Linked DNA regions of Homo sapiens: region 2 is linked to region 1. Evidence: chromatin loops called from intact Hi-C (ENCODE). Cell type or tissue: left ventricle myocardium inferior. All regions are shown on one strand. Links, peaks and the distances in the headings refer to the core of each region. The heading gives the core; the rest is flanking DNA.

The links. Hi-C counts contacts between places; a loop is a spot of excess contacts. Peaks named below come from ENCODE experiments on the same cell type or tissue, not always from the same donor. Only the 100,000 strongest peaks of a DNase experiment are listed, where the experiment ranks them.
Region 2: it touches region 1 in a loop (2.2-fold over the local background); 73 of 110 quality-filtered maps call a loop at or near these places.

Annotation. Positions count from the first base shown.
Region 1 is chr1:115,682,556-115,698,738 of GRCh38, forward strand. VANGL1 (VANGL planar cell polarity protein 1) reads left to right here. Exons shown (of 8, transcript NM_138959.3): 6 at 1,389-1,521; 7 at 2,738-2,972; 8 at 8,564-15,666. The coding sequence ends at 8,824. Among named protein-coding and RNA genes, the nearest start is that of VANGL1, 49 kb to the left of the region's middle. RefSeq lists an enhancer at 13,657-14,156. In left ventricle myocardium inferior, for the core only: no CTCF peak of the experiment used is centred there; a DNase peak (open chromatin) is centred at 9,866.
Region 2 is chr1:115,608,376-115,624,558 of GRCh38, forward strand. It overlaps LOC124900438 (small nucleolar RNA SNORA42/SNORA80 family), which reads right to left and starts at 13,630; the gene lies at 13,497-13,630. In left ventricle myocardium inferior, for the core only: no CTCF peak of the experiment used is centred there; no DNase peak of the experiment used is centred there.

The DNA.
Region 1 (16,183 bases), core at 4,962-12,961:
AAGATTCATGGTACGTTTGGTTCGACTTCTTCTCTGGGCCTACCTTTATGGTACATTCTTGTTTCAGAACAATTTCTCTTTTTTATGTAGGCAGACACATGTTTAGAGGAATGTTGATTTACCATCTACCTGTGTTGGAAGCCTGTTCATTTTGGGATTTTATGATTGAAAACAGCAGCGGTGTGTGTTTCCTGCCTTCTGCCAGGATCATCTTATATTGGAAGCTGTTAGGAAAGGGTTGCTTTTCAAAATTGGTGCACATTACCCACAAACTCAGAAAGCTACCTAAATCATTAAGACTAGAAATCTCAGTAGTCCAGGCATCTGGTGAGATACCTGCGGGCACTTCTTACTCGTGGCTAGGAGCCGGAGTTGAGTGGGTGGCAGGAGGCTGGAGGCCAGGCTGGGTAAGTCCAAGCTATGTTTCAGGGTATCACATGGTTAAGTGCAAGAAACAGGATGCGGTGTCATTTCTTCCTGGGTATGTTGGGTGAGGGCAAGAACTTTGCAAACCCTAGGAGAGGATTATATTTTCAACAAGTCAAGTGATTTATATACAGTGTCAGTTTTTGTTGGCAATATCCTTTCAGTTATTTGTTTGTTCATTTTTTTTTGGCTATATGAGGTGTGAGCTCCCTCACGAAGCCTGAAGGATTGATAAATTTCACCTGTGATCTAAAAACTTAGGAAAGATTCCCACTAGTGAAACCAAGTCACCAGCCAAGTAGATCATCCGTAAGAAAGCCTGAAATCTGCCTATGTTTCTGAAAAGTTAAGGTGGTCAGTGGTCAGGGGACAGGACAGGACTTCTGAGTCTGTATTCATTAACGGGTCACGTTGCACACCCTCAAGCATTGGTATTTCCTAGAAAAGTTGTGGCTGCCATGACATTCTAGCATAGCTTGCTTTCCATTGTAGACTCAGTGTCTCATGTCCTTTGACTTTCTTTTTTGTCTGTCTGTCTGTCTGTCCTTGGTCTCCCCATCCCTCTCATTCTGTCTCATTGTCTTGCTGAAATTTGATGTCCCAGCCGCCCTTATGGCCAAACTGAAACTTTATGTAACAGATGGTAACATCTTCAGCACACTCTATGTGTTGTTTTTGGCCAACATTTTAATTGCCACCGTTCTTCATGCCCTTCTGAGTTCTTTTTCCATTTCCACTGACCAGATTGGGGTTTAGGGAGATTCCTCTGCTCCCTTGCTTTGGACATAGTGAATGTGGAGCCGGGGCACAGTTCACCCTCCTGGGAAGTGACCTTTAGGATTTGTGTGTGTGTGTTCCATAGGGGGTGGGTAGACAACACTGACAGATTGGGTACTAGTTTTCTGCTCTGTTTCCCACCCTCGTGGTATTAACACTATTCTTTCACTGTCCTTTCCCCAAAGGCCCCAGTAACAATGCCACTGGCCAGTCCCGGGCCATGATTGCTGCAGCTGCTCGGCGCAGGGACTCAAGCCACAACGAGTTGTATTATGAAGAGGCCGAACATGAACGGCGAGTAAAGAAGCGGAAAGCAAGGTATACTGCCCTCCTGATGCCAGTACCCTCTTACAGACTTTTAAATTTTTATTTTATTTATTTATTTATTTATTTATTTAGAGACAGAATCTCACTCTGTTGCCCAGGCTGGAGTGCAGTGGCAAGATCTTGGCTCACTGTCACCTCTGCCTCCCAGGTTCCAGTGATTCTCATGCCTCAGCCTCCCAAATAGCTGCGATCACAGGCGCCCACCACCACGCCCGGCTAATATTTGGTATTTTTAGTAGAGATGGGGTTTCGCTATGTTGGCCAGACTGGTCTCAAACTCCTGACCTCGAGTGATGTGCCTGTCTCAGCCTCCCAAAGTACTGTGATTACAGGCATGAGCCACCATGCCCGGCCTCTTGTAGACTTTCAATCTTTCCTTTCTTACCACTAGAATGAGGTTTCTGTTTAAAAACATGACCTGCTGGGACACCTTTGGAGTGCACCTTGCTCCAGTGTTTCTCAAACTGAAGCCTGTATGAATATCACTGGGAGGGCTGTTCAAATACAGGCAGCAGGTTCTGGGCCCTGCTTGCAGAGACCCTACCCAATAGGTGTGGAGTTGGGCCCAAGAAATGGCATTTCTAACAGATTCCTGCGTGATGCTGATGCTCCTGGCCCCCAGCCCATACTTGAGTGGGTCTGTTCTGCACCCCTGGACCCTTGCTGGTGTTCACCGTCAGGTCATATTCACTGAAGGGGACAGAGGTGCATTCCATCATGTGTGCTGTGCCTCTTCCTGTTTCCCAGGGGCTGCTGGTGTGGGTGGCTGGACCAGGGAGCACGCAGCTCTGCTTCTTTGTAGGGCTGCTTCTGCACCACCAGCCACCTCTCTCTGTACAGAGCCTTTTATAGCCAGTCGGAGGGGCCTCAGAACTCTTTTCATCTAACCATTGCAGAGATGAAAAAAGGACTAGTGCATTTCCCAAGCTCATTGGTGGCAGAATTCAGAACAGAGTTCATCTCCCAGTCCTGGGGCTCCTTTCCCCCAACCCCTGGGGCCCCTGTTCCACATGTTATTTTTGCTGTTGCCTTTCTTTCTCCCTTCCTCCCTCTCCACTCTCTGAGGGACAGCTAAGGATGCAAGCAGCGTGATTGGGCCTTGGGTATGTTGGCAGGTTGGGCCGCAGCAGGGTAGACAAGCGTCATTCTGTTCTCACACCCTGTGGCAGGCACCATCCTGATTACTTAGTGTTGCATCACCTTCTAGGCTGGTGGTTGCAGTGGAAGAGGCCTTCATCCACATTCAGCGTCTCCAGGCTGAGGAGCAGCAGAAAGCCCCAGGGGAGGTGATGGACCCTAGGGAGGCCGCCCAGGCCATTTTCCCCTCCATGGCCAGGGCTCTCCAGAAGTACCTGCGCATCACCCGGCAGCAGAACTACCACAGCATGGAGAGCATCCTGCAGCACCTGGCCTTCTGCATCACCAACGGCATGACCCCCAAGGTGCGCTGCTCCGGGCGGGCTCTGCCACCGTCATCCTGGCTTGTCACTGAGCTTGGCCAGTTGAATTATAGCGTGTTACTAGAAGTGATAAAATCGAAAGGCATCTCTAAAACTCAAGTAATAAGAATTAGTGATTCTCACTTATTTTATGTTATGTTAGTACAATTGTTTTTTTAAATGTGCCTTTCGAAGGCCTCTGGATTCTAACAGAGGAGAGAATTTCGCTTGGAGGACAGTATGGAATAGTGATTGGAGACAGTATGGAATAGTGATTAGGGGTGCATTGTGGACTCTGGAGCTGAACTGATTCATTCTAACCTGGCTCCTCCACCAACTAGATGCATAACCTTGGGCAGATGGCAATAGCTCTGTGCCTCAGTTTCCTAACCTGTTAATTGGTTAGGATAATACTAATAACTATCTCATTTGTATGTTTTGGGAACTGAAAGAGCAGGATACACATATAGTGCAACATATAAACAGAGGTCCTTATAAAAAACAGCTACCAAATGTTACACGTGTACCACATGCCAAGCTCATCTACTCTCTACCATGCGATTTACATGCCTTGTTGCCATATTCAATGTAATTCTTACACAACAACCCTGTCAGAGAGATATTATTATTATCCTCATTGATACAACAGCAAACAAGTGTAGAGGAACTGAAACAGTTAATTCATGTGAAGTGCTTGAAACAGTACCTGTCATATGATGAGGATGGACTAAATAGCTCTATTTATTGGTAAAAAATAGAATGGCGTGAACCCAGGAGGCAGAGCTTGCAGTGAGCCAAGATCGCACCACTGCACTCCAGCCTGGGCGACAGAGCGAGACTCCGTCCAAAAAAAAAAAAAAAAAAAATGCCATCAGGCATTTTGGGTGTTACAGAATTAGTTTTACTGAGTGGTCTTTTAGATTATGATATTTAGGACACTTTAAGAAGTGTTACAAGAAACAGCCATGTATCTAATAGAGAGTTGTGGCCAAGGAGGCAAACTAGAGTAAAGATACAGCAAATGACTTCTCTACAGAGAAGTGGGTTCAAATCCTGGCTCCACCACTTAATTGTTTTGTGACTGTGCACAAATTACTCTACCCTCTATTAGATATATGGCTGTTTCTTGTAATATCCCTAAAAGTGTGCTAAATACTGTAATCTAAAAGACCGTTTGGTAAAACTGACTCTGTAACACCCAAAATGCCTGACAAAGCCATAGCATTATTTTTACCAATAATAATAATAGCAATTTAGTCTGGCCTCTTCATATGACAGGTACTGTTTTAAGCACATCACGTGAATTAACTCTTTCAGTTCCTCTACACTTGTTTACTGTTGTATCAATGAGGATAATAATAATATCTCTCTGACAGGGTTGTTGTGTAAGAATTACATTGAATATGGCAACAAGGCATGTAAATCGCATGGTAGAGAGTAGATGAGCTTGGCATGTGGTACATGTGTAACATTTGGTAGCTGTTTTTTTATAAGGACTTCTGTTTATATGTTGCACTATATGTGTATCCTGCTGGTTACATTGTCAACCAATAACTACCCTTAGGAAAGCAATGTAGAAATAGTAAGAAACCAAAAAGTTTTCTGTATTGATTCACTAATCTCTCTCCTAGGAAAACTATTTCCTACAATCATATATACACATGAATATACACAAAGGTGGTGTTTTGCAAAACAATCTGTAATCCTCCACAATGGAAATAATTTAAAACATAACAGTGGCTTATAAATTATGGTGTATCACCTGTTGAATCATGAAAGAATCTGTTAGAATAGTAAGTTACAAGAAATAGAATGCAGAAACATGTGAATACTGTGGTTGCAAATGAGGAAAATATGTCTGCAGGTATAAAATGATGGCTTGTACCATGTAGAACCAAAACAGTTGTTTTTCTTTTTACAAGATTTTAGAAAGTTTCCTGGTTGCTTTTTGTTTCATTTAAAAATTTTATACTTTTCTGAATTAAAAATAATAGCTGTTTTTGGTATAGAAATCCAAACATTAAAGAAAAGTATCATGCGGAAAATGAAGTTTTCAGCCCCTGCCCCAAAACAGTTTTTACCGATAAGGAGTTGGTATATATTCTTTCAAATATATGTAGATGTTTTTTAAGCTGAAATGGGAAAACAAAACAGAAATTGGGTCATTGCTCTCTCTTTCTCTGTGTGTGTGTGTGTGTGTGTGTGTGTGTGTGTGTGTGTGTGTGTAAACCACAGGCACACGCCACCATGCCTGGCAATTTTTGTATTTTTGTATTTTTTTGGTAGAGACAGGGTTTCGCCATGTTGGCCAGGCTGGTCTAGAACTCCTCAGCTCAAGTAATCTACCTGCCTCAGCCTTGCAAAGTGCTAGTATTACAGGCCACCACCCCGGCCTATATATATCATTCATTAGGTAGATAGATAGATAGATAGATAGATAGATAGATAGATAGATAGATAGATAGACACATAGATAGATACATAGATAGATACATAGATATATACATAGATAGATAGATAGCCTATATATTATCATTCATAGATAGAGATTTACATACTACATCTCTCTATACAATGTATATTATCTTTCTCTATATATATGTAGAGAGATATAGATATATAAAACTTTGCTTTTTTTTCTTAAAGTCATCCGTTGGCTGTCTTTCCAAGTCAATACATACAGATCTTACTCATACAGATATAACTACAGATATAACTCATTTCTGGTAATAGCTACGTCTTATTCTACCAAATACCATGATTTATTCAACTGATTGTCTGTTGATGCACATTTGGATTAAGAGTTTTCATTAGTGAAAGCCAGGGGCTTGTTGTATTTGTTAATCAGATTTTATTGGCACAGAGCCATGCCCTGTTATTTATGTATCACCTATGGCTGCTTTCACTTTGCACCAACAGAGCTGAGTAGTTGTGACAGAATATGGCTTGAAACGCTGAAAATATTTACATCTATGGAAAAGTTTGCCAACCCCTGGTTTAAACAGCATTGTGGTGAATACTTTTTTACATATGTATTTGTACAAGTATTTCTGAAGCCTAAGTTTCAAGTAGAGGAAAAGCCAGGTCAGAGTTGTAGATCCTACCAAATTGCCCTCCTAGGGGGTGTACTTTTGCATGCTTTGCCTCTAACATCTGAGATTTTTTATTTCCCACATACTCGGGAGCATTGGATGTTATTTTTTAAAATCATTGCCTATCTAATAGGAGGAAGTTAGTTTTTAATTCTTCTAATTTATATTTCTTCTTTTTTTTTTTTTTCTTTGAGACGGAGTCTCACTCTGTCACCCAGGATGGAGTGCAGTGGCACGATCTCGGCTCACTGCAAACTCCACCTCCCGGGTTCACACCATTCTCCTGCCTCAGCCTCCCGAGTAACTGGGACTACAGGCGCCCACCACCACGCCCAGCTAATTTTTTTTGTATTTTTAGTAGAGACGGGGTTTCACCGTGTTAGCCAGGATGGTCTCAATCTCCTGACCTCGTGATCTGCCTGCTTCAACCTCCCAAAGTTCTGGGATTACAGGCATGAGCCACTGCGCCCAGCCTATATTTCTTTAGTTAATAATGTGATAGAAAAATTTTTATATGTTAATTTTCCAATAATGTTTATTCTATAAAATTATTGTTTTAGTTTCATTTCTCTAATTGTTATTTTCTTTTTCTTATGATTCATAGGAGCTGTATTTATATTAGAAGTGTGGGAGTATGCAAGGCCTTACTTTTCTGCCTTACAATAGATGCTCCACAGATGAAAAAAATATATACCTGGCAGTAGCAGCAGGGTGTGAATAAAAGAGGATACCGGGCCGGGCGCGGTGGCTCACACCTGTAATCCCAGCACTTTGAGAGGCTGAGGCAGGTCAATCACCTGAGGTCAGGAGTTCGAGACCAGCTTGGCCCACATGGTGAAACTCCGTCTCTACTAAAAATACAAAAAAAAAATTAGCCAGGCGTGGTGGCGCATGCCTGTAATCCCAGCTACTCAGGAGACTGAGGCAGGAGAATTGCTTGAAACGGGAGGCGGAGGTTGCAGTGAGCTGAGATCGTGCCATTGCACTCCAGCCTGGGTAACAAGAGTGAAACTCTGCCTCAAAAAAAAAAAAGAGGATACTAGTTAAAAACTGTTCTTCGCCAGGTGCAGTGGCTCACGCCTGTAATCTCAACACTTTGGGAGGCCAGGCAGGCAGATCACTAATGGCCAGGAGTTCAAGACCAGCCTGGCCAACATGGTGAAACCCCATCTCTACTAAAAACACAAAAATTAGCCAGGTGTGGTGACACATGCCTCTAATCCCAGCTACTTAGGAGGCTGAGGCAAGAGAATCACTTGAACCCGGGAGGCGGAGCTTGCAGTGAGCCGAGATTCTGCCACGGCACTCCAGCCTGGGCAACAGAGTGAGACTCTATCTCAACAAAACAAAATCTGTTCTTGACTCTGTCTGGGACCTGATTGATATATCCCAGTATGTTTCTATCTGTATTACTGGCTCATTTCATTCTTCCTTCCCCTCATGGCTAAATCAGTGTATTTATTTGATTTAATTCGCATGCTGTCAAACTCCTAGTATGTGCTAGGCACGTTGGAAATTCAAATTAAAGAAACAAAACATACTTCCTGCCCTTCAAGAGAGTGAAGTGTAGTGTGGGGAGCAGACATGCAAGTCAGCAATCACTTTGAAAGTAAAGGGTCACACGAGAGTCAGTGATTACAGGAGCCTGAAGGAGGACATGTTAATCTGCCTGAGAGGTTCAAGAGAAGAGCCTTAAGAAGATTTGAAGGGCAGGGAAGAATGAGCTGAATGACAGTGTTTAGCTGGAGGAACAGCACATGTATCAGAACTCCATCGAGCCAGGTGCCACTGGAGCAGAGAACTCAGGAGAGGGAAGGGGGCATCAGGCCTGGGCATCCCCTGGACTGGCCATGTGCACACTTAGCCCAACATGGAATAACCATTGCTTGCTTACCATGTCGGGCATTGCTGTGAGTGCTTTTTGAGAGCTAACACTTTCATCCTTACGGCAGCCCTGTGACTTAGGTAGTGTCATTGCGTCCACTAATAGAGAGTGTAAATGACTTGTGCAGAATCACTGCCAGTAAATGGTAGCGCATGCGTTCTTATTCATGCAAGTATATGCAGCTTGTATTTCCTGACTGCTCCTTTGGGCCCGACACAGCCCTGGCCCTGAGAAACTTTTGGTTCAGGAGGAGGAAGACATGGAGAAACACATCAAGTAGGACCATACCCTAAGAATGGAGTGATGCAGCCATGACGGCTTCCAGCCAGACACTGACACCAGCCACCCCATTTTCCCTCCCCTCTGTGGGTACCACTATTCTTGCGCTTGGTGGATAGTAGGTAAAGGGGAGTGAGGAAGTCCAAGAAGTCTTCCCTCCCCAGTAATGACTCAGTTGTGAGGGTCTGATGGGAATTGAGTGTGATGAGCTGGGCTCTGGTCTAAGCTGGTTTATTTGGAAAAAGTTCTTTATAGATGTGAGAGTGGATAGCCGCCTGGCAGTACTGCCCTTAAAACAGGCTGTTTCTTCCCTAATGGCCTTTCTCCTCTGCTTCCAGGCCTTCCTAGAACGGTACCTCAGTGCGGGCCCCACCCTGCAATATGACAAGGACCGCTGGCTCTCTACACAGTGGAGGCTTGTCAGTGATGAGGCTGTGACTAATGGATTACGGGATGGAATTGTGTTCGTCCTTAAGTGCTTGGACTTCAGCCTCGTAGTCAATGTGAAGAAAATTCCATTCATCATACTCTCTGAAGAGTTCATAGACCCCAAATCTCACAAATTTGTCCTTCGCTTACAGTCTGAGACATCCGTTTAAAAGTTCTATATTTGTGGCTTTATTAAAAAAAAAAGAAAAATATATAGAGAGATATATATCTATGCCAGAGGGGTGTCTTTTTTAAAAATTCTTCTTCATTGCTGACTGAAACTGGCAGATGATTGACCAGTATCCTTTGACCATCTGCACTTTATTTGGAAGGAAGCAGGGGCTGTCCACCCTGAAAAAGAGTGACTGATGACATCTGACTTTTGTCGATGGGACTTCTCAAGAAGCCATTCCTTGGAGCTTCTGTTACAGCTGTAAACCAAAGTGGAGCTGGTGCTTCTTGGGAGCCTCGCCTTACAACTAATTCCTGCCTTTCGTCCAGTACCAAGTCCCCCGTTGCTTCTGGTCAGCCCACTTGTAGACTTCCAGGGGACACATCTTTATTCTGTTTCAGGAAACCAGTCACGACACGTCCACATATGTATTTGTGTATGTTAATGTCCAGTATCACATCACCCATGAAAGTCGTGGGCAGTTCAGGAGATACCTGCCTTCATCTTTGTTCTTTGTTGCCTTAGGTTCTTCAGAGAAAGATCACAACAAAAAATGTACACTGTCGTTTACAGCTATTAAGTGATTTGATTTTGTTTTTTTCCCAAAGAGAAAACCTACCTGCCCTGTTTCTGATCCCACCCCTCTGCTGGCTTGAAGCAGGTAACCCTTTCCCAGCCCTGCAGCTGCCCACCTGGCCTCCATGCCATCCTGCCCCCACCTGGCTGGCAGCCCTGGCTCTCCATGTGTGCCCTCCGGCTCTGTGTGAAGCCTCAAGTCAGTCCCAGCATTGTTTCCATAGGGAAGTGTGGGGTGCCCAGCAGGTAAAGCACAGGGAGAGAGGGCAGTGGGAATGCCACCTTTAGGCTGCAGCAGGAGCCCCACACTGCCCAGTTTTCCTCCCCACTGTTCTACACCAACCAGGGGAGACTAACACTGTGACTCTGGGATTGGCAGGTGCAACTTGGAGCCACTTAATTTCCTGGGGACGTAAGTTCTTCCCAAGCTTAGAGCAAGCTGCCCTGCCAAAGGAGACCAAACCATGCCAACCACGCTGGCAACTGCTGCTGTCCAGTCCCTGTGTTTTCTGACCACCGTCACTGTGCAACTCATCGCCTCTGCCACTTAGGACCAGGAAAGAGGCTGGTTTTGCTCCCACTCTTAGTTGCTGATAAAGTGGGGAGAAGGAAAATGGACACTCTACAGAGTTTGGGGAAGGGAGAGTAGGGAGCCCATCTTGTCCAGAAAGATTCATCTGTGGTCTGTCTGTTAAACACAGCTGATTTCAGTGGGCTTTCCCCTGGCCCTGGGGGAGCAGACACTGACTGGGTTGTGGGCAGAGGAGCCATCCTGGCGGAGCCCTGCTGCAGGGGAGCTCCTTCAGGAGCCCCATCCGGACCTCTTGCACTGGGCTGCCTTTGCCTCCATTTGCCTTCCTGTATCTGCAACAAACCTTTTAAAAGTGTTCACTCTTGCTTTTTCCAGTATTTCGGTAATCAGCCATCTTGCTGTAGTACAGGATGACATTGTCGAATGCTCTTTGTATGTGTGCACACCCCCTTACTCCCTTACTGCTTCATACACTCCACAAGTGGTACAGTATTTTGTGTCATTGTAAAAATCAAAATTGGCTTTGGATCTTTGTAATACACCTGTACCTGAAAAAGTAAACAACATTCTTCAATTACTAGCCTTCAGCTTGAAAAGACATGCTGGAGAAGAAGGAAGGGGGAACCCATAGGTGTGGCGTGGAGCCAAGATGTACTATTCAACTATGTGTTTCTGTTTATAAAAAACACATACCATGGAACCATGGTGCTTTTGTTCTTAGTTTTTGCCGTTAGATCCCTTCAAACTGGAAGTTCCTTACAATATCTTTCTCAGGAAATATTTTGGGAAATGGGGTAAGAGATGGCAAGTGTGAGACGGGCTGTGTCAGAGGTTGCTACGTCATGGATACAGTGCAGTTCCAAGTGCCATAAGTGTATGTACATATAGTTAATAATGACACTGTTCATCACCATTCTAAAATACTGTTCTTCCAACCCTATCTTCAATGACCAGTCCAGAAGGGGTTAAGCTGGATTCATTTGCTCTGGCATGTGCATTCCCAGCAGGGTGAAGAAAGGTTTAAATTAAAGAATTTATTTTCTCTCTCCCCCTTCCTCTTTCTCCCAGTCTTTGCATAGGAGAATGTTAGACATTCAGAAATTACTGTTTCTGTTTTAAATTGAGTATTGATTTTTTTATATTGACTTTGTATTGAGTTCTTTTTGAAAGAATAACAAAATAAAATGCAGGATCTTTGTAAAGCCTTTGCACTTTCAACCTCTTTATAGCTTGAGTTACTTTTGCAGTGGGAACAATGTAAATGACATTTAAAAGATTTAAGGTTTCAGAAAGCTGCATCCCACAATTGAACACAATGCATTTTTATTTCAATTCTTGGAACTGGTAGGCTATTCTTTTTAAAAGGGGGTAAACTTCGCCCTAAGGCTGGTAGAATGTATGTTCACATTATAGTAGACAGGATTTCATTTGCCTTATATGTTTATAGATTTTTTATAATTTTCATCCTACGTTATTAAAATTAGAGCATTGAGTGTTAAAGAACTTAATGAGGAGTCTATATCTGAGATTGCTCTCTTCCCTGGTGATGTTTTAACTGGTAGATAATTTGTTCTTAAATATGTACTTTTGAAGATAGGACAGTTTTTATAGTCCATGAACTGAATGTTAAAAAGTTCTGTATGCATTCTCAGAGAGGATTTTAAAGCTATATAGTTCATCCATCCTTTGCATTATCAAAATGTTAAGTCAAATCTGTAATACTTTGGCTAAAATTCATAAAGTAAGCCCTAGAGAAAATACTTGACCACCAAATTTTTGCCCAACTATCATCACCTCCCTTCCCCCGCCTCTGTTCTTGCCTTTTGACATCTACATGGAAGACAAGTTCTTTACAGCAAATGGTAAGAGGCAGGTGACCTGGTGTGTTTGCTGTGTTGTAGTTCATTGCCTGGGGCTTGGGACTCCTTTTTTAATGGAGAGACTAGCTGTGCAGGTGTGTGTTGGATAGGGATAAAGTGCTCACCCCTGCCCTCTCTACAGTAGTTGGTGGTAGATTTCTCTCTCATTTTGCCTCATAATCACTTTCGAGTGCATGTATTTACCTAAGGGCTGTAGCTCTGTGGGATGCTACCAGCATATTGGACTGACAGAAATTGATTACCTTGCCACTCCAACCTACGTACTGAGTGAGTGCTCCAGCCACTCAGTGAAACCAACAAAAGTGAGTCCTTGGTTTACCTTCCAATCTGGGTCCTGCTGTGTAAGTATCCCTAAGTGGGGATGCATATTTGTTTGTGCGTTTTTATTTCCATATATGTGAGCATTTCTCTGAGTGTATTACCAGACGGATAGCACATTTATATGTCAGACATCTTAACATCTGTGTTATCTGTAGCAGGTGTGTAGCTCAGCAGATACGTGTCATTGTGTATATAGCTGAGTGTGTGAGGGTGTCTGTGTTTCTGCAGTCCCCTGTGTTTGAGAGATGACTTAATAACCCTGTGTTTTGAGAGGTCGCTCTAAACCAGTGACTTTTCCCTCCCCTGCTTTATTCCTTTCCCTCACTGACACTGGCTTCTCCCGCTAGAGTAAATGGCTTTAGCACAGCACTGTCTTCTGGGGAGCCTGCTGTCCTGCAGGCAAGTCCATTAAACTCTTTCTTGCTTTAGGACTCTGAAAACAGCAAGAAACAAACAAACAAAGGTCAAGCTCTAAGAAAATTACTGCTCAAACTTCACTACCCTGGAAGCCTTACTAGATATTTCTTAAGGTAACTTAAAAATTGGGCTTTATTTTTAAAAAGTGATAGGTTACTTACAGTAGCACAGAAATGTTAGCATATTTATTTAAATAGTCCTGCAGCAGAGACCCTGCGATTGTAAAGTGATTTAAGTATTTCTGGGTAGTGTTTGTGATTTACGGATTTGTTACTGAAAAACAAAAAAATCACTACTGTGAATTTACTACTATGTAACCTTGTGGTCGTATTTCATTATAAATAAAATAAGAATTGCTCTTCTGCCCACCGTTCTTGATTGGTATTCAGTGCAGTAGCGAAATGAGATAGTTTAGACACTGTTGAAATAACTGCATTGAGCTTTAACCAAGTGTATGCTCAGAAAATTCAGTTTTGGATCACATTTTGACAAAACATGTTTTGGTCAAAGAAAGGAAAGGCTACTAACACATTTATCAGGTAATGTATGTCACAGTCCGTGTTCCACCCAGCCTTGTTATCCCCACATTCTTTCAAGATAGGAGTCATCTTGGTTTTTCGGGTGAAAAACGGAAGGTCAGAGAGGAAGGGGCTTGTCCAAGGTCTCATGTCTGGTTAACAGAATTTCAAACTAGATGTTTGATTCTAACCCCTCAGTCCACTGTACCTTGAAGTATGGTCTAAATGATTCGGCACTTCTGGATGTTGAGGAAGGACCTAGAGACACATCCTTGAACTAGAACCTGGGGTGAGAGTTCATTGGGAGGCAGGATCTCTTCTTTCACTTTGGATTTACACCTTGTCCCTTGGAAAGCTTCTCCACTATGCTAGCAAATATCTTAGGATATTTGATGGAAAGAACTTGAGAATCCCTTCTGGAAAACCCAGCCTTTCAGTGTTAACACCTGCTGCAAGACAGGGATGCTGTTGTTCTGGCAGCCCCCCTTTGCTTTTGCCTGGCCCCACCTTCTGCTCCCACTCTGCTGGCTTGGGCAAGATGCGTGCCTTGGGCCTTGGGTGCAGGGAGGCAGGCAGGGGCTTGACCTGGCCTCTCTCTGGTGCCATGGCAACATTATGCCCCAAACTTCTTCCCTGGTTGGAGTGAGAGGGGCTGTCCACAGCCCCATCCTGTGGGGATCTCAAGCCGGAGTCCCTGGCCTGGCCTCCTTGACGTAGGTGTTCTCAGCAAGCAGTTTGCATCCCACCGTCTTTCTCACACTTGCCCCCAAGACTTTTGACAGAGCAGACGTAAAACAGGACTCAGAAAACCATTTTTCTCTGTTCCCATATGTAGTAAGTTTTGATTCAGTTGTGCATAAACCATAGTTTTCTGCCCTGCTGTTTGCTTTCAATGGAAGACAGTAAAGGGAAGATGGTGCTCACATCTCTCCATGTGACATCTCATTAGGAATTAAGATGCGATGGATTAGAAATGTAAAACTTCAGAATAAAATTAAATTTCAGGGCTCTATAAGTCCCGTTTTCCCAGGTCCTGTTCCGTTTCTACGTAGATAACCCAATTTGTTTTGTCTATGAAATAAGCCTCTTTAGTGGGTTGTTTTAGTCTCTCCAACAAAAGAGCAGATTCCTAAAGCCAGGTGCAGCACTGTGAAAAGTTTCTTTCAATATGGCACCAAGACTCTACCATTTATGTCTCTCTCAGCTTACAAACATCAGCGTTTTGTCCTTGTCATAGTGGAAGAAAGACACTTACTTTAAGCTTTGGGGACAAAGGTGACAAACCCCAGGCTTTTATCTTAAAAGTGTCTTTGGCACTTCTTTTGGCACTGAAATGGTATTTGGGAAGCATTATTTGAATGTACAGTTGTTTGGTTTTGTATGTGCTTATCTTTATCTGAGCTTTCACTTGTAGACATGGCCTTTTGTTGTGAAGTTGCTCATCATTTAGGAGTGTTTAATTCTAAAAAGCCTTCAGCCTAAGAAAGCTTCATCTGTGGGGACCAGAGACTTGTTGCTCAGGGAGTTAGTGATGGGACTTGGGCATCTGATCTGCAGGTGACAAGTTTAGTTCAACTGAAGTTGTAGGGAATTTAGACAGTTGCACATCATTGCCGTTCTAGGGGCCTTGTAGAAAGATGAAACAGTTGTTTTTCATTTACCAGCACCTCTCAGTTATAGAGGTAATGGAACATTCGCTTACTTTTCATCATCATTCTTTAAAAAGGGAACATACAAAAATCTAAACTATGGCAATAATTTATTTTTATAATAGTTTACGGTAGGCTTTAATTAAATGGCAAACTCCTCTGGGACCCCTAAGTTATGGCGTGATTAGCCAAATTTGATTTCCAACAGTCATTTATGGCCATAACTATTGCATAGAGTGCAGGATGCCAGCAAAGATGAGGGTGGGGGCAGATACTGGCTCAGTGATTTAACTCACATTATAGATGACCCCTTCCTCAACAGAAATGCTACTGAGAGAACCAGAGAGGCCTGGGCCAGGCAGGTCTTATTTGAGAGGAGATTATTTGATAATTGCTTTGGTTAGAAGGACTTTACATTTCCTGATTTCAAGTCCAGCACCAATTTAGAAAGTTCAGAGATGAAACCACCTGTCTTTACCTGACAGAGTCATAACGGTTTGTGTAAAAATGTGGTCAGGGACCTTTTTTGTTCTTTCTGATTAGTTAATACTGTACATTGTAACCAGGAGGGGCAGTTTTGCCAACCAGCCTCTGCTCATGGTCACCATATGTGTATGACAAGGCCTGAGTGAGTTCCTGCATAAACTGGGTAGTGGGCTCTTTTGACACATTTGCAAGCATGTAAATGAATGAATGACACTACCAGCAACCATCTGTACAGGTCCATTTACTTACATTCATAAGGTTTATGCTATGAAACTTCTTCTCATTGTGATGTCAGTAACAGAGTTAGTGTCTCTGATGGAATAGTGTACCTGTCACCCAAGTTATTTTGTTCCTTTTTGGGTCCTCCAGTATAATCCCCCCCTCATCCCAATTAACTGTAAAATGTTTTACACATCACATTTTTTATACTGTAAACTTGGAAAATAAACTGAAATATCAAATTGTGTCTTGTTTCTTTTCTTCATGTGATTATTTCAATCTAAAAAGTTGCTTACTTTTTCAGGGACATTTTTCACTCTCGCATAATTTTGAGACCTTCAGAATTTCAAGACAACCTGTCATATTTCTATAAAAACCAAGACAATTGTGATGGATTGGGAAAGTAGAATTACCATTGTAACAAAAACTACTAGTTGTCAATCATTTTACAGTGAAGAAAATGTTTTGAATAGATAACTAAAAATGAAATCCTCAGGCTCTAAAACATGGAGATGAAACAGATCTTTTGAGTAAACCAGCAAGTGGAAAGGTATTTGAGTCAAATAAGAAGACAGAAAAGTAACAGACTTTGGGTTGATGTGGGAGGTGAATATTGGATTATTTTCCTGAGTGGCTTGGGAATTCAAGTTAAATTATCAACTGATTTTAGATAGGTCTATTTAAAGGAAATTTGATTATTTGCAAAGAAATATGAAGCCTGTTTTCCGCTAACCTCAGTGGTAGAATTTTGACAGCACA
Region 2 (16,183 bases), core at 3,442-11,441, 76 kb before region 1:
TGTCAGCCTGGGTTCCCACAAAAGCAGCTTGAGAACAAGGCTTGCATGCAGAGAATTTATTTTGAGAAGTGATCTCAAGGAATAGGCATGAAGGACTAGAGGAAAGGTGAAAAGAAGGAGGGAAAAAGCAAACCAAGTGTGCATTATTGCGCTAATTATTGTTGTAGGCAACTAGGGCTCAGTCTTGCTGGGAACCCTCTGTAGAGCCATGGAGAATGCAGCATTGTCTGCTCTAGGGACAGAGACGAGCATTTAATCCGCTGGTTCCCTCCCCCATTGGTTCATGTGCAGCCATGGAGGTGGACTGCTTGCATCTCCTTTCAAGAAATAACTTGCTACTTAATTAACTGCAAGAAGGGCGCTTATCTGAAAGCCTTCAGCTGAGTGCCTTCAGGATATGCTGCAGCTTTTGAACCAAAGCCATGCTCTTCTGCGGCAGCACCAGTTAATGGGTGAGCTTGGTGGGGTCCCAGGGCTTTGTCATTTCTGCTCAACATGGGCAATCGTTGTTCCAAAGCTCCGTGTTAAGACTGTGACAGATCTGCTTCACCATTTGAGGCTCACCCCGCCCAACCCTGTGTGTGTCCTTGCCTGTTTTCTTTCACAGGTGTCTGAACTGCATTGTGGTCTGAAGAATTTTCCTACCCAGTCCTGCTTCTCTCCCTCTAGCCCACCTTCTTTTAACCTTTCATGAGAGTTATATCCAAATAAACCACTTGCACTCCTACCTCCCTCTCAGCATCTGCTTCCTGGAAGACTCAATTGATACAGTCAAGGATTACCTAATGGGGGTTAACTCCCTCATACTTCCAGGTTTACACATGCCTCAGAATGGTTGCATAGGCTGTAGGCATATCACATGGCAGTGCCAGAGAAACTCCAGGAAGAGTATGCAAGCTAGGTATGCAACACTAGACGTATGCAATGCAGTGGAAGCCAGATGTGGTCAGCTTATTCCTGTGCCTGGCTGGTCACCTCAGCAATGACTGGCATAAAAAGGGTGAGTTCAGAAGATGTGAGGCCAGACTCAAGAGGTGTCCAATACAACCAAAAAAAAAAAAAAAAAGGAGAGAGAGAGAGACAGGGTTTCATTTTGTCACCCAGGGTGGAATACAATGGCGTGATCATGGTTCATTGTAACCTCGAACTCCTGGGCTTGTGGCATCCTCCTTCCTGCCTCAGCCTCTCAAGTAACCAGGACTACAGGAGCCCACCACCATGCCTGGTGAATTAAAAAACAAATTGGTAGAGATGGGGTCTCGGCTGGGTTGCCCAGGCTGGTCTCGAACTCTTGACCTCAAGCGATCCTCCTGCCTCAGCCTTCCAAAGTGTTGGGATTATACAGGCATGAGCCACCATGCCTGGCCCAACGAACTACCCTTTGTGTTTCAGATTCCTGCCTAACAGTATGTCCAAGCTGTTACAGAGCCTTCAGCAGCCAGACTTAACACACAGATGTAGCAAATAAACTAGAATGTGCACTGCTGCAACTGGTGCCCAAGCTATAACTTATATTCATCCTGCCCCCACCCCCACCACCCCCAGATGTCCCTTTTCCTCAGCTGGCACCTCAATGGGTCTAGTTTGCCTGCCTGGTGTGGTGCTTCAGACCTTAATCTCTGAGGGGTGCTTGCTGGGCCATAAAAAGGATATTCCTGGGTTCCAGATGCACTTCTATTGTGTAGCAGAAACCCTATCTCTTCACGGTAGCTAGGGCCAACCACCCCTACCAATACTGCAACTTCTTTCTTTGCCTGCTGCTCCACTGACACGAGGATCCCAAAATGAGATAGTGGTTATAAAGCTTCATTTTCAGTGGAGCCCTGTGTCTCCCAGTGGCATGCACGGAATCTTTCCTACCTCTCCATCCCTCAGTAAACAGCCAGCCAGGGCAGCAAAATGTCAGCCACCTCTCTTTGCAGAAAAATACTTCCCTTATGTCTAAGATTGGCATTCTTTGGGCTGCTCAAATTTAACTTGAGAGCAAGGGAACCCCACCACATTGGCGAGAGGAGGAGAAACTCTAGTGTTCTCTACTCCTATTGGTTCCCTTTTAGGGTCTCCTTCCTTCCTCAAGGACTCACTACTTTCTCTTTACAGTCCTGAGGTGGGTGGGGAATCTGGATCATCTCGGCCACCCCTCAGCAAACCCTAAGATGGGCCCAGTGCCTCTCTTTAGAATGAGGTAGTATTTATCATCTACTGTTTTTAGTTTTGAGGCTTCAGCACAAATTCTGAGATGACTGGAAATGTCCAGTTTAAAATGAAAAGTTGTTCAACCTCACTGTAGTCATAGCAATGTAATAAGCAATAAAGAAATGTCATTTTTGACTCATATGGTTGGCGGAAATTAATAACAGCAATAACAACCAGTGTTGGGCAGGACCTAGAGCAACTCTACAAAAGGCCAATAAGATGCAGTTATAATTTTTTTCTTTTCTTTTTTTCATACAGAGAAAAAAGGCTTTTGTACCTGGAAAATACCAATTTTAGTTCATTTTTAAAGGGTAATATGCAATATATTAAAGTTTTTATTTTAAAACCTAGATTATCTTAAACCCTTAAGTTAAACCTACAAATTTTCTTGTTCTATTTGCAGATTTATCAATAAAAATAATTTTAAAATCATTGATACTGGCTCTTTGATCAGTGTTCAACTAACTTAAATTTAATGGTTTAAATCCTTCTTAAACACTGACTTCACTTCTTAAAAAAAATCATATTTTCTTAGACATTTACAACTACAACCACAACCACAAATTTAACATATCAGATTTTTCCAGGCAAATGAAACCCCTGTTGTGGCAGACTTAACGAGCAAAATTATTCTCAGCAATTACGCTATTTTTGCAAATTAATAAATCAATCTTGTAATGTGGTAAATCAGATTCTCTTACCCATTTCAAACATTATGAAAACAGGAAAGCAAACAAAGCATATACAAAGCAGAGCAATGAAATTTTAACGATTTCGAAACTTATTACAAATCCCATATAATGCAGCCCACTCAGAAGAAATCCACATCCACTTTTTCATTATCTCTATACTTATTTGTGTACCCATCCAGGGTTATAAATCACTCCCCTAAGCTAGGGAAAAAAATCGCAATCTCCGCAGAGTGATCCAATCCAAGATGCAGGTTAAAAAGATGGCAATTTTACTGCCTGGTGTGACAGATGCAGTATCTGCGCCCTGTCTCTCTATTACTTGCCTACCTGTCTTATTGCTCACTTTTTCTACAATGTCATGTTTCTACAATGCCGTGCTGATGCACCCAGATGGGGTGATCATGTAAGCTAATGAGGCCTCATTCATAGCCATGGGCTGGCAAGTTTACACATCCCCAATTCGTAGTGTCTAACCTCTCTTGTGCACCAAACACCTAAAGGAAAATCCCATGCCAGCACACCCCTTTAGAGTGCTTCTTCCCATTTAGATGAACAAGCCTCCATGGCAGGCTTTTTTATTTCTAAAATTTGACTCTTGGTTCAAAAACAAGTCCTTTTATGGTCAGCCAAGGACGGCTAGGGTAGTGTAACATTGTCATAAATGAATCTTTTGGGAACAAAGCTCTTTCATTTCAGTTAGCCATGGTTGAAACTCATGCATGAACACGTACACCTCATAAATTATGTTGGCACATCATGTAGGTTAGCAACAAATTCTTCACTTCTCCCTTCCCTGTTCATCTGAGGTGCAGTCACTGATACCCTCCTCCTGGCTCCATTTCTTCCTCGTTCCTCCACCTTCCCGTCTGCCTTTTGGGAGGCTGAGAATATGTATTCTTACATGGACCCAAAACTTGGCCACCAGGGATGAGCCTGCACAGGCCCAGTTAACAACCTCATCCTACTGCTGTCTTGCTGGTCTGTCCGGATGTCTAGGCTTCAGTCTCCACTGTCTACAATACACTCCCCTATAACTGAATCCCTCCCTATTATGCTTTGAGTGTGTTCCCCAAATTCCATGTACTGCAAACTCAATCACCAATGTACCATATTGGAAGGTGGGAATTTTGAGAGATGACTGGGTCATGAGGGCTCTGCTCTCATGAATGGATTAGTCTATTCACTGATTAATGGATTAAAGAGTTAATGAATTAATGAGTTATCATAGGAGTGGGACTGGCGGCTTTATAAAAAGTAGAAGAGAGATCTCTTGCCATGTAATACTCTGCACCACCTCTAGACTCTAAAGAGTCCCTTATCAGATGCCAGGTCATGCCCTTGGACTTCCCAGCCTCCAGAAATGTAAGAAATAAATTCCTTTTCTTTATAAATTACCCAGTTTCAAGTGTTCTGTTAAAAGCAACAAAAAATGGACGAAGACACTCTAGCAGCCCCTAGTTGAAGGTGTGATGGGCTTTCAGGTAGGGAGACAGTCCCTTTAGGAAAGGCAGGGAATTCTCTTAGGAAGATGGAGCTTTTGGGTTTGAGCTACAAAATGAACAGGTTCTAGAGTTGCTGGGACAGCCAGGCCCCTACAGGGCAAGGCTGGGATATTGACTTTCAGAGCAGCCCTGGGCAGCTCTATAAAGCCCACCTTCTTCTCCCCTCCACTCTGAAGAGCATGTCCCATGTCCTTCCAGGTGTGCGCTCACCCCTCCTCTTTAATGCTTGCCTTTGTGAGTTCTAACCCTTAGGATCTTTCCCCTGCTTCCTTAGGTAGATGCTTAAGAGATGAACCCACACAAATAATTGCTAGTTTGAGGCGCTACTTCTTCTAAATGTATCTAATCTTCATAAGATATCCACAAAGCCATAGTGTGCCAGACCTTAGGTTTTCTTGTCCAACCCCTTCTCTGTGGACAGGAAAATGAACTCAAAATAGGAGAATCACCTGCAAAAGGGCACAGTAGGAAGGGGTGGAGCCTGATGTGAAAAGCTGGAGCCTATTTAGAGCCTGGCATTTCATTTCTAGGATCTTCTCTACCCGCTCCTAAAACCATACCTACATGTGAAAAAGAATGAACGGTCCCCCAGATACTGCCCTGCCTCACTGTGTCTATTTTTTATTTCCAGACCTCTCCCCTGCATGCCAGACTTACATATCCATCTGTCTACTTGACTGTTCCTCTTGGGTATCAAACCTCACATGCCTAAAACTAACCCGAATCTCTTCTCCTCTCCAAACTTGCTCCTCCCATAGTCTTCCTTATTTCAGTAAATGGCAAGTCTCTCCTTCCAGCCTCTCAAGCCAAACAACTTAATCATCCTTGTCTTTCTCTCACACACCATTTTCTAGCCGTCAGCATATCCTTCAGCTCCACTTTCTATGTGGAGCCTGATCTGTTATGACAGAGGCCACAGCATCCTTTCCTTATATTGCAATCGCTTCCTAAATGGCTTTCTTGCTTCTTCCCGCTCCCTGCTTCTCCCCGCTTCCTTGCATCTCCCCGCTCCCTGCAGTCAATACCCCACATAGCACCTGGGGTGGAAGGAGGACCAGGTCTCTCCCCTCTCATAATGCTTCTGTGGCTCCCGTGTCAGGCAAAAGCTGTGGTTCTTACCATGGCCTACAAGTCCTGCATGACACATAGCATCCTCTGGGGCTGCCTCCCACCCTCAGCCTCCACCTCATCTCCTACCACTCCCCACTCACTCACTCTGCTCCACTGCCCTGACCTTCATGCTGTTCCTCAAACTTGCCAAGCAAGGTACAGACTCAAGACCTTTGTGTGAGTCTTCCCTCTTCTGCAACTCTCTCCCCAGATGTCTAAGGCTCACCCCCTTGCTTCCTTCAGGCTCCGCTCCAACCTCATCTCATGGAAGAGGTCTTCTTGACGCCCCATAGAACATTGTAATAGTGGCCCATCTTCCCCTCACTCCCTTTCCCTTTGCTTTATTGTTCTCCAAACCATTCACCATCTGACACATTTTATATTTACTTGTTGGCTTACTTATTTATTTTCTATCACTTTGCTCTAGAACATGAACGCCATGATGGCAGGGAATTTGCTTTGTTTACTGCTGAACATTTCCCAGCATGTAGAACAGCACCTGGCACTTACTAGATGCGCAATAAACATCTGGTGAATGAACAAAGGAGTGATTCTGTGGCAGACACTGTGGGAAGCATTTTATGTTCATTATTTTATTTCACCCTCACAACAAATTTGTAAGATGAATATCACATTTTTCTGATGAGGAAGTGAATAATCAGAACGATTCAAAACTACAAATAAAAGGTTCACAGTGCTCATTGCTGATAACTGGTAGAGTCAGGATTTGAAATCAGTTCTGATTCAATTGTTTATCCATTTTTTAAAATAGAAGAAGGCATTGCAGGAATTATTCTATTATTTATTGTAATATAAAGCCAAACCAACGGAATAAAACACATTATTCTTCCTAAAAATATTTGCATTTTATTTATTTTTACTTTCTTTTCTTTTGTTACCCAGGCTGGAGTGCACTGGCCTGGTCACAGCTCACTGCAGCCTCAACCTTCTGGACTCAAGCCATCCTCCTGCCTCAGCCTCCCAAGTACCTAGGACTACATGCACGCACCACTACACCAGGTAATTTTTATTTTTGGTAGGGATGGGATCTCACTATGTTGCCTAGGCTGGTCTCAAACTCCTAGGCTCAAGTAATCTTCCTGCCTCGATCTCCCAAAGTGCTGGGATTACAGGTGTTAGCCACCATGCCCAGACAGTGTTTGCATTTTAAAAGATAGTATGGAGAATATGGTAGTGTTGAATCCTTGATGGTGGAATTTCATACATTCAGCAGTAGACCTTCCCCAAACCTTCAAGCCGTATCACATAGGTGCCTCCATCCTCTCTCTGCTCACTCCATCTGCAGCACAGGGTGCCTCACCATGCCCCTTTTCATACAGTCATACTGGAGGAGCATTCCTCTCCTGTACAACATCAGTGGTCACCTAGGTAATGAGTAGAACCCTGGATCTGTACTCAGAACACCTGGATTTGAGCTCCTCTCTACAGCATACTCACCGGGTGACTTGGACAAGACATGACACTCCTTTGAACCCAGCCTTGCTCTGTCGCTTTGTAGGGTGGTTATAGGCTCAAAAGAGGACACCTCAGCAAGTGCTTTCCAAACTGCTGTCACAACGTGTGCTGTCACAATGTGTGCTGTCACGATTACCCTCGATGCTAATTCTGTCTCACTTGGAGCTAGACATTTGCATTTTACCTGAAAACTTTAGTGCTGACAGAGACACATCTCTCCAAGCCTGTTCTAAATTGTAATAAGATCAGCAATTCCATTTTTTCTGCTTCTCCTCTCCTCTTGTGCCCTCTGAGCTGTCTCACACCTTTGCTGTCATTCATACCCACACCCTTTCTTTTATTTCACACACATGATGCACATACTTGCTCGCGCTCTTGGACACACCCAAGTGCACAGAGGTTTTCTTCCCCATCCTGAGTTTTGGACGTGCAGAACTGGCAAGAGAAGGTGGCCTTGTGGGAGAAGGGCAGAACAATTAAGGAAACACCTCAAAGAAGGTAATAACAGCAGGAAAGGGAGCCTGTGTTTGAGGAATGGCTAGCAGGCTGGGGCATCTTTACTGTGTATGGTGGGGGTGGATGGGTGGGAGAGTGCTGGGGAAAGCACAGCTGTGAAGGTAGAGCCTGGTGGTCCTTGATCCTGCATGCAGTGAACTGTGGCTGTATTCATCTGTTTTCATGCTGCTAATGAAGACATACCCAAGACTGAGTAATTTATAAAGAAAAAGACGTTTAATGGACTCACAGTTCCATGTGGCTGGGGAGGCCTCACAATCATGGCAGAAGGTGAAAGGCACATCTTACATGGCAGCAGACAAGAGAGAAAATGAGAGCCAAGTGAAAGGGGATTCCCCTTATAAAACCATCAGCTCTCATGAGACTTATTCACCACCACAAGAACAGTGTGGGGGAAACCGCCCCCATGATTCTATTATCTCCTACCAGGTCCCTCCCACAACACATGGGAATTCTGGGAGCTACAGCTCAAGAAAAGATTTGGGTGGGGACACAGCCAAACCATACTAGTGGCAGAAGGTCTCATCACAGTCATCTCACAGTCCTTCCTCACTCTGTGTCGGGGGCCACTCCTGATCAGGGGTATTTCAGAAATCCATTCAGTCAGGGTTTTTATTCTTGGTTGCTGGATGTATTCTTGCCTCTGATAGAGGTGTGTGTCTTGATGACCCTTGCGCTCTTGGTGGGGCGGGTCTCTATTTCCCATGCTTTCTCACCTCCCAGGAACCTCAGGCTTTCTCCATGGCTTCCTGCTCCCCCATCCTAATGAAGACCATCTTCATTATAGCTGAGGTGTCCCAGCCTCATCATCTGCCAGTCAAGGAACAAGACCTCTCTGAGAGCTTAGCTTCCTGTGTGTAAAATGAAAAACTCACCTCTACTGGTCATTGAGAACAAAGAGAGAATCCCATGATAAGAAAATGGGACTTCCTTTCAGGATGAAGAAAGTGGGAAAGAATGAGGTTCCCACTCTACAATAAGGAAAAGCTGGATAAGCTACAAAGTTACAGGTTTTATGGAGCCCATGAGAGAGGCACCAAGTAAACCAAATTCCAGAGAGGGACGAGACCCTTGAAAGCAAGATCGGACACATACAGTCCCTCCTTTGGCAGAGCATGGGAGAAAGACATGGCTGCCAAACAAGCGAGTAAGAAAAAGCAAATTCTTAGGGGCCCAGGATGGACCAGCATGTCAGCTTGGAATGGCTGGGGGCTTTGGACACAAGGAGAGCTTGTTCTCCCTGGCAAGCTCTTCTCCATGAGCCTCAAAGATTGGAGGCAGGCAGAGACTGGCGAGAGCCTCCTCATTTGCAGGGGAAGGGGGATGGTATAAGCAATGAATAGCTGGGGGACAGGCACACAGCCTGCTTACTTACTTCTCTGGACTCTTTTCTTCTATGAAACAAAAAAGCATGATGCCACTTGGGAACAGGTAGTGAGCCATTTAGAACCATGACTTTTTGGAAAATAATAAAGTAAAACCCATCTTTCTCTGGAGAAGGTAGGAAACCATTTCCCAGGACGTGGGCAAAGAGTCATTGTTGCTGGAAGAGTAGAAGCAAAAAGCCCTTTACTCCTAGGGAAGGCAGGAAACCTTTTGGGTCCAGAATCCTATGCTGACACCAAGAATAGTACTGCACAGCTGGGATGTGGCAGTCCATTTCCACCCAGGAGTAACAACAAATACAAAACAGAGTTTCCCTACCACAATGAGGAGTGCAGGAAGATCAATAAAGCCTCATCCCCAGTCCCAGGTGCTCAGGGTCTACCTAAGACTGAGGCCAGTCCAGGACAAGAGAATCTCCTGCCATACCATGAGCCTAGCACTGAGTAACAAGACCTCTACTGTTGAGGACAGGGGAGTAGCAGTAAGAGAGACTCCCTTCTGTGGTGTAAGCACTCAAGAACAGTGAAACGTTTAGGGGTAGCAGAAACACCAGGAGAAACTCACTAGCACCCCAGACCCACACTAAGCAGATGGTAATGGCATCCTACTGCTAGAAGAATTTGAAGCTCAAACCAGTTCAACTCCTGACTAGTCTAGCTCAACTCCCATCTCCCATTCCTACATACACACTAATGGCCTAAGAATAGAAGAGGCATTTCTATTTCCAGGTGTGCAGGACAGGTCCCCAAATGACCTTGGTTAACCCAGCTCTTCCTCCTCTTGCTTGCAATTTGGAACAATGTTCTGAGAAAGCAATATGCTGAGATAAGAAGTACCTGTCCAGAATAGCTTGGGCTTTGTCCTCATTTCTCCTAGAACAGGATGTCCTACAACACTTGTGCACAGTGATCCAGGTTTCCCCTGGGGAGTGAAACCCAGAATGCCATGATTTTGGAGTCCCTTAGCTTTGGTACAAAGTGGGACACATGCAGATAAGACTCCATCTGCTGTGGACAGCTTTCCTGAGCCTTGGAGGACTGGCTCACCATGGATCCTAGGCTTCTGTTGATTCTTGCTGCCTATTGGTGAGTAACAAGTTGCTTTCTCAGACTTGTGTGGGTTTTCTACCTTGCCAGACTCATACTCTGGTAGCTGGGTTTGTGCAAAACCTCCTGCCAGGTCTATGAATCTTAACAAGTTATAAATATTATTTACCTCAGTTTCTACTGTTCTTCTACACATGAGGTATAGCATTCAACAAAAAAATTGTAAGACAGACAAAATTGCAAGAGAAAACAACCTACCTTCAAGAGGTAAAGGAATCAACAAAACCAGAATCAGAGAAATCCAGACATTGGAACTATCAGACAGAAATTTTAACCTAACTAAACAATATGTTAAAGGCTCCATGGGAAAATATAAATCCATGAACTGGAAATTTCAGCAGAAAAATGGAAATGAGAGAAAATGTCTGCTAGAAATTAAAACCATGATATCAGGGATGAATTCCTCTCACAAGCCGATGAGTAAAGTAGACACAGCTGAGAAAAGAAACAGCAAACTTGAAAGCAGGTCAATAGAAACTATTAAAACTAAAACACAAAGAGATAAATGAATGAAAAAAAAGATCAAAGTATTCAAAGCTATAGGGCAATATCAAATGGCCTAACATATATGTAATTTGAATCCTAGAAGAAGAGAAAGAGGACAAAGTGGAAGAAATATTTAAAGACATAATAATTTTTTTTTAAAAAATGAAATACATGAAACAACAGATCTAAGAGATACAGAGAACCCCAAGCAGTAGATGCACTTTTAAAACACCTAAACACATCATTGCCAAACTGCTAAATACCAAAGACGAAGAGAACATCTTGAAGGAAGCCAGAGAAAATAAACACATATAGAGAAACAAAGATTAGAAATACAACAACCTTCTTGTACGAAGCTATACAAGCCAGAAAAAAAAATGAAGTGATATCTTTTAAAAATTGAGGAAAAAATCCCTTTCAGTCAAGAATTTTGTACCCAGAAAAAAATATCTCAAGAATGAAGGTAAGATAATGACTTTTTTAGACAAACAAAATCTAGGATAATTAATTTCAGGCAGACTTGGTTCTATAAGAAATGTTAAGTTATAAGTTCTTTATGTAAAAGGAATATGATAACCAAATTGAAACTTGAATATAATCAAGGAATGGAGGAGCACAAACAGGTAAACATTAAGATAAATATAAAAGACATTCTATTTGTTGATTGCATTATGAGATATTTGACTAACTAAAGATAAAAAGCATAACAATGCATTGTACAGTTTGTAAAATAAAGTAAACTATATGACAAAAACAGCACAAAATAATTGGAAGGAGAAATTGTAAATATATTGTTGTTTCTTATACTACATATGAACTGGTATAATACTATTGAAAGAAAGATAAGATAAAAAATGTATATTAGCTACCCAAGGCCAACCACTGAAAAAGTTAAAAAGGAGTATAACTAAATGAACTAATAATAGATATAAAATGAAATCAAAGAAATAACTAATACAACCAAAGGCAGGAAAAGAACAAATCAAACAAAGGAAAATAATAGCAATGTGGTAATGTAAAGCCAACCACATCTATAATTAATGTTAAATGATCTAGGACATCTGTTTTTAACCAAGACAGAATAATAGTGACCACATTTACACTCCTGCCAGAAACCAAGAAACTGGACAAAATATGCAAAATGATTATTTTCAGTACCCTGAACATTAGTCAACAAAAGACAGTGATTCCTGAGAGATAGAGAACAAACAAAGTGAGACCTATGATTGCCCAGGTATACTCCTTTGGGAGAGTTCCTGGCTCTGGTTCAGGGAAAGCAAACCCAGGAAAAGCCTAGAATACTATCTGATGAGGAGACAGAGCTGAGAGTCCAGGGAAACTAAGGTAGCTAGGGTTTTCGGTAGAGAGTACCAGAAAGTCAACAACTGCAGAGGGAGAAAACTGAGATCTGCAGAGGGTCTCTCTCAAGTATTCTACAGGATACTGATCAGTGCGTGGGTGAGGGGAAACAATCTGAGACTGAGGAAAGAACTACCCAAAAGGATTAGAGGAAACAGTACACGGCATTCACAGTGACTAGGAATAGTACCTAATCATACCAGCCAGGCTGGAAAACCTCACAATTCAGGGGGCATTGGGTAGAGTACTCCAAAAGATCTTCCTCAGTGTTTAGAAATAATGAGCCATAGTCTAAATATGACTCAGGTCCCACCTAACATATATTAAAAGCAATACCTGAAAGGATCTAACTGTTTCCAAGTAACTTAATTGCATCCCTGAACAAAGCTCAAGAACATTTATAGAAATACAAAAATATCCAGCACACAAGGTAAAATTAACAATGTCTAGCATCCAGTAAAAAATTACAAAACATGAAAAGCAGGAAAATATTAACTAAAATAAGGGGGTAAATAAATAATCTGAAAATGACACAGAATTAATAGTGATGTTAAATTTAGCAGTCAAAGGCATTAAAATAGTTATTCCAAAAAATTAAGTAAAAACATGGATGATATAAAAGAGACCAAAATAAAACTTACTTTAAGGATTAAAAATTACAATGTCTGAAATTTAAAAAAAAAACATTGAATGGGATTAACAACTGATTAGACATTGCAGAAGATGCATAAACTTGCTGGTGATTAATACATTCAGATTTTTTAAGTCTAAAAATTTATCTACTTTGCCTTCATTTTTGAAAGATATTTTCAGTGGATATAAAAGTATATTGTGTAGAATGCTAAACTGACATTTTTTTTTTCAGTACTTTAAAGAAGTTACTCCATTGTCTTCATGCTGGCATTGTTTCTGATGATGAATTTGCTGTTATTCTTCTCTTAGTTCTTCTGTATGTAATGTCTCCATTCCCTGTGCCCCTCATCCCCCCAAATGTTTTTCCCTTTGTTACTGGCTTTGAGCAATTTGATGTTGTTGAGCAATTTTCTTCAAGTTTCATTGAGTTTCTTGAATCTGAGAGTTTATCATTTTCATGATATTTGGAAAGTTGGGAGCCATTATTTCTTCATGTATTTTTTCTATCCCCCTCCTGGGAAACCCCTAGTACATGTATATTATACCCATGACTCACTTTTCAATTTTTTTCTATGTCTCTTTTTTTTTTTTTTTGAGACATAGTCTCACTCTGTTGCCCAGGCTGGAGGGCAGTGGCGCAATCTCGGCTCACTGCAACCTCTGCCTCCCATGTTCAAGCAATTCTCCTGCCTCAGCCTCCTGAGGAGCTGGGACTACAGGCACCTGCCACCACAGACAGCTAATTTTTGTATTTTTTAATGGGGTTTAACCATGTTGGCCAGGCTGGTGTCGAACTCCTGACCTCGTGATCTGCCCACCTCAGCCTCCCAAAGTGCGGGATTACAGGTGTGAACCATCGTGCCTGGCCTTCTCTGTGTTTCATTTTGGATAGTATCTATTGCTATGTCCTCAAGTTTATTAATTTTTTTTCTGCAATGTCTTACCTTTTGTTAATCCTATCTAGTGTAATTTTTATTTCAGAAATTATAATTTTCATCTCTAGAAGCTCAACTTGGATTTTTTTGCTTGTTTGACACTGTGCAACCCCCTTCGCTACACACAGCCCATGGGAAGGAGGCTGGGCAATGGTTCAAGGCTCAAGTTTACACTGGCATGGGTACGCTATGAGGCCCACAGAGAAGGGCCCCCAATGAACCCACTACCATGCTGTTGGGTTTGTTTTATGTCTTTCGTTTCTCTACTTATCATGTTTAATCTTTCACCTAAGTTTCTGAATATATGAGATACAACTTAAGATGACCATTTTGATTTTGTTTTTCTGCTTCTATCATCTATGTCAGTTTTGTGAGTTTCAGTTGATATATTGTCCTCCCTGTTATGGCTCACTTTCTCCTGTATACTTCTTTATATGTTTGGTAATTTTTATAGGATCTCAGTCATTGTAAATTTGCTTTATTGGGTGACAGATATTTGTGCATTTCATAAATATCCTTGAACTTTGTTCTGTAATACAGAGTTATTAGAAAGAGTTTGACACTTTCAGGTCTTGCTTCTAAGCTTTGTTTGGCACAACCTGAGCAATGTTTCAACTAGGGGGCTTTTTGTCCCACTACTGAGGGAATACCTTTCTGATTACACTACCCAGTGCTCCACAAACTGAGGTTTTTCAGCCTGGCTGGTCATAACAGGCACTATTTACATTCCTGTGTGAGTTCTAGGTACTGTTCCCTCTTATCCATTCAGAGGATTCTCTCCTCACACATCTGCACTCAACAGGACTCAGCTGAATGCTTGAGGGGATTTGCTGTGGATTTCCAGGGTTTTCTCTCTCTGCAGCCCTCTCATCTCTGTTACTCTGTCCTGCAAACTCTAGTCTCCTTGGCCTCCCTGAGATCCTAGGCCTCCCTCTTCAAGGCAAGGAGATCAATAGTCTCCACTTGGGTTTCCTCTCCCTGTACAACCTAAAAATTCCCTCTAGACAGCAAGCTGTGACAACTGTAGGGAATACCTAATTTGTTTTCAGTCTCTCAGGAATCGTGGTCTTCTGTTACCTGATGTCCAATTTCTGGAATCCTGTTGTTTCCTATATTTTGTCCTAATTCATAGTTATTTCAGGTGGGAGAATAAATCTGGCCCTGTTAGTCTATTGTGGCCCTCATGTTTTTTTAAAAAAACATTTAAAACAAAGTACATGTTTGAAGACTGTATTGTTAAACTTAAAAATATAAAAATATTAAGATCCAAACTTAAAAACATTTGTAATTAAAATTAAGAACTTTGTTTTATTCTGTAACTTACAATTTATTTGTCTTTCATATTTTCACCTGGGAGGGGAGGAAACAAACAAATAATGCTGCAGAGGAATTTTTTTTTTTTTAAGAAAAGGATAGGTAGAAAAGTGGTGGTGAGGATTGGACAGTGATCATTAATTAGGGAAAGAAAGAGGAATAAAGAAACAACAAAAAGAAATCTGCTGGGCAGGGTGGCTCACGCTTGTAATCCCAGCACTTTGGGAGGCCAAGGAGGGTGGATCACCTGAGGTCAGGAATTTGAGACCAGCCTGGCCAACACAGTAAAACCCCATCTCTACTAAAAATACAAAAAATTAACTGGATGTGTTGGTGGGCACCTGTAATCCCAGCTACTCAGGAGGCTGAGGCAAGAGAATCACTTGAACCTGGGATGTGGAGGTTGCAGTGAGCCAAGAACATGCCACTGCACTCCAGCCTTGGCAACAAGAGCAAAACTGCATCTCAAAAACCAACTAAAATAAAAAAAGAAAGAAAAGAAGAAAGAAATCTGATGGGCATGGTGGCACATACCTATAGTCATAGCTACTTGAGAGGCTGGCGGGGGGAAGTTTGAACCAACCTGAGCAACATAGCAAGACCCCATCTCTTTCAAACAAAAAAAGAAAGAAAGAAAAGAAAAAGAAAAGAGATTTGTCTTAGTTATCTACAAATAGTGTGGTAGGAAAGTCCTGAGCTGCGAACCAGAAGACCTGAGTTTAGCCTGTCTTGTGACATTGGTAAAGTTATTTAACCTACTTGATTTTGGAAATTACCATTAAATAAGTAATAGATAAAAATGACTATTACAATGCCTGACACATTGTAAAAACACAATAAATATTAATTGCTTCTGTCTGTTCATTTATATAGTTCACAAATCAGTGAAGATTGAATACAAACCCTTTTTTAAAATGTAGGTTTTATCGGGGGCATGGTGGCTCATGCCTGCAATCCTAACACTTAGGGAGGCCAAGGGGGGCGGATCACCTAAGGTCAAGAGTTCGAAACCAGCCTGGCCAACTTGGTGAAACCCCGTGTGTATTAAAAATACAAAAATTAGCTGGGTGTGGTGGTGCATCCCTGTAATCCCAGCTACTTGGGAGGCTGAGGGCAGGAGAATTGCTTGAACCTGAGACGCAGAGGTTGCAGTAAGCCGAGATCATGCCACTGCACTCCAGCCTGGGCAACACAGCGAGACTCATCTTAAAAAAAAAAAAAAAAGTAGGTTTTATTATACTGGGGTATGGTGAGGCCAACAGATCAGGAGACAATTGCCATTGAAAAGATAGTTGGTTCCTCATAGTTCCTAAGGGGAGAATGCATGCCATGCTGTGCAAGGCCACACAGGGACGCACCACAGTCGGCCAAGAGGCAGACAGAGCAGGCAGGAAACATGGGCAAGAGCTTTTATTGTGGTCCCTATGGGAAGAAACAGGCCAAGCAGGGTAAGCAGGCTTAGGATTGGCTAG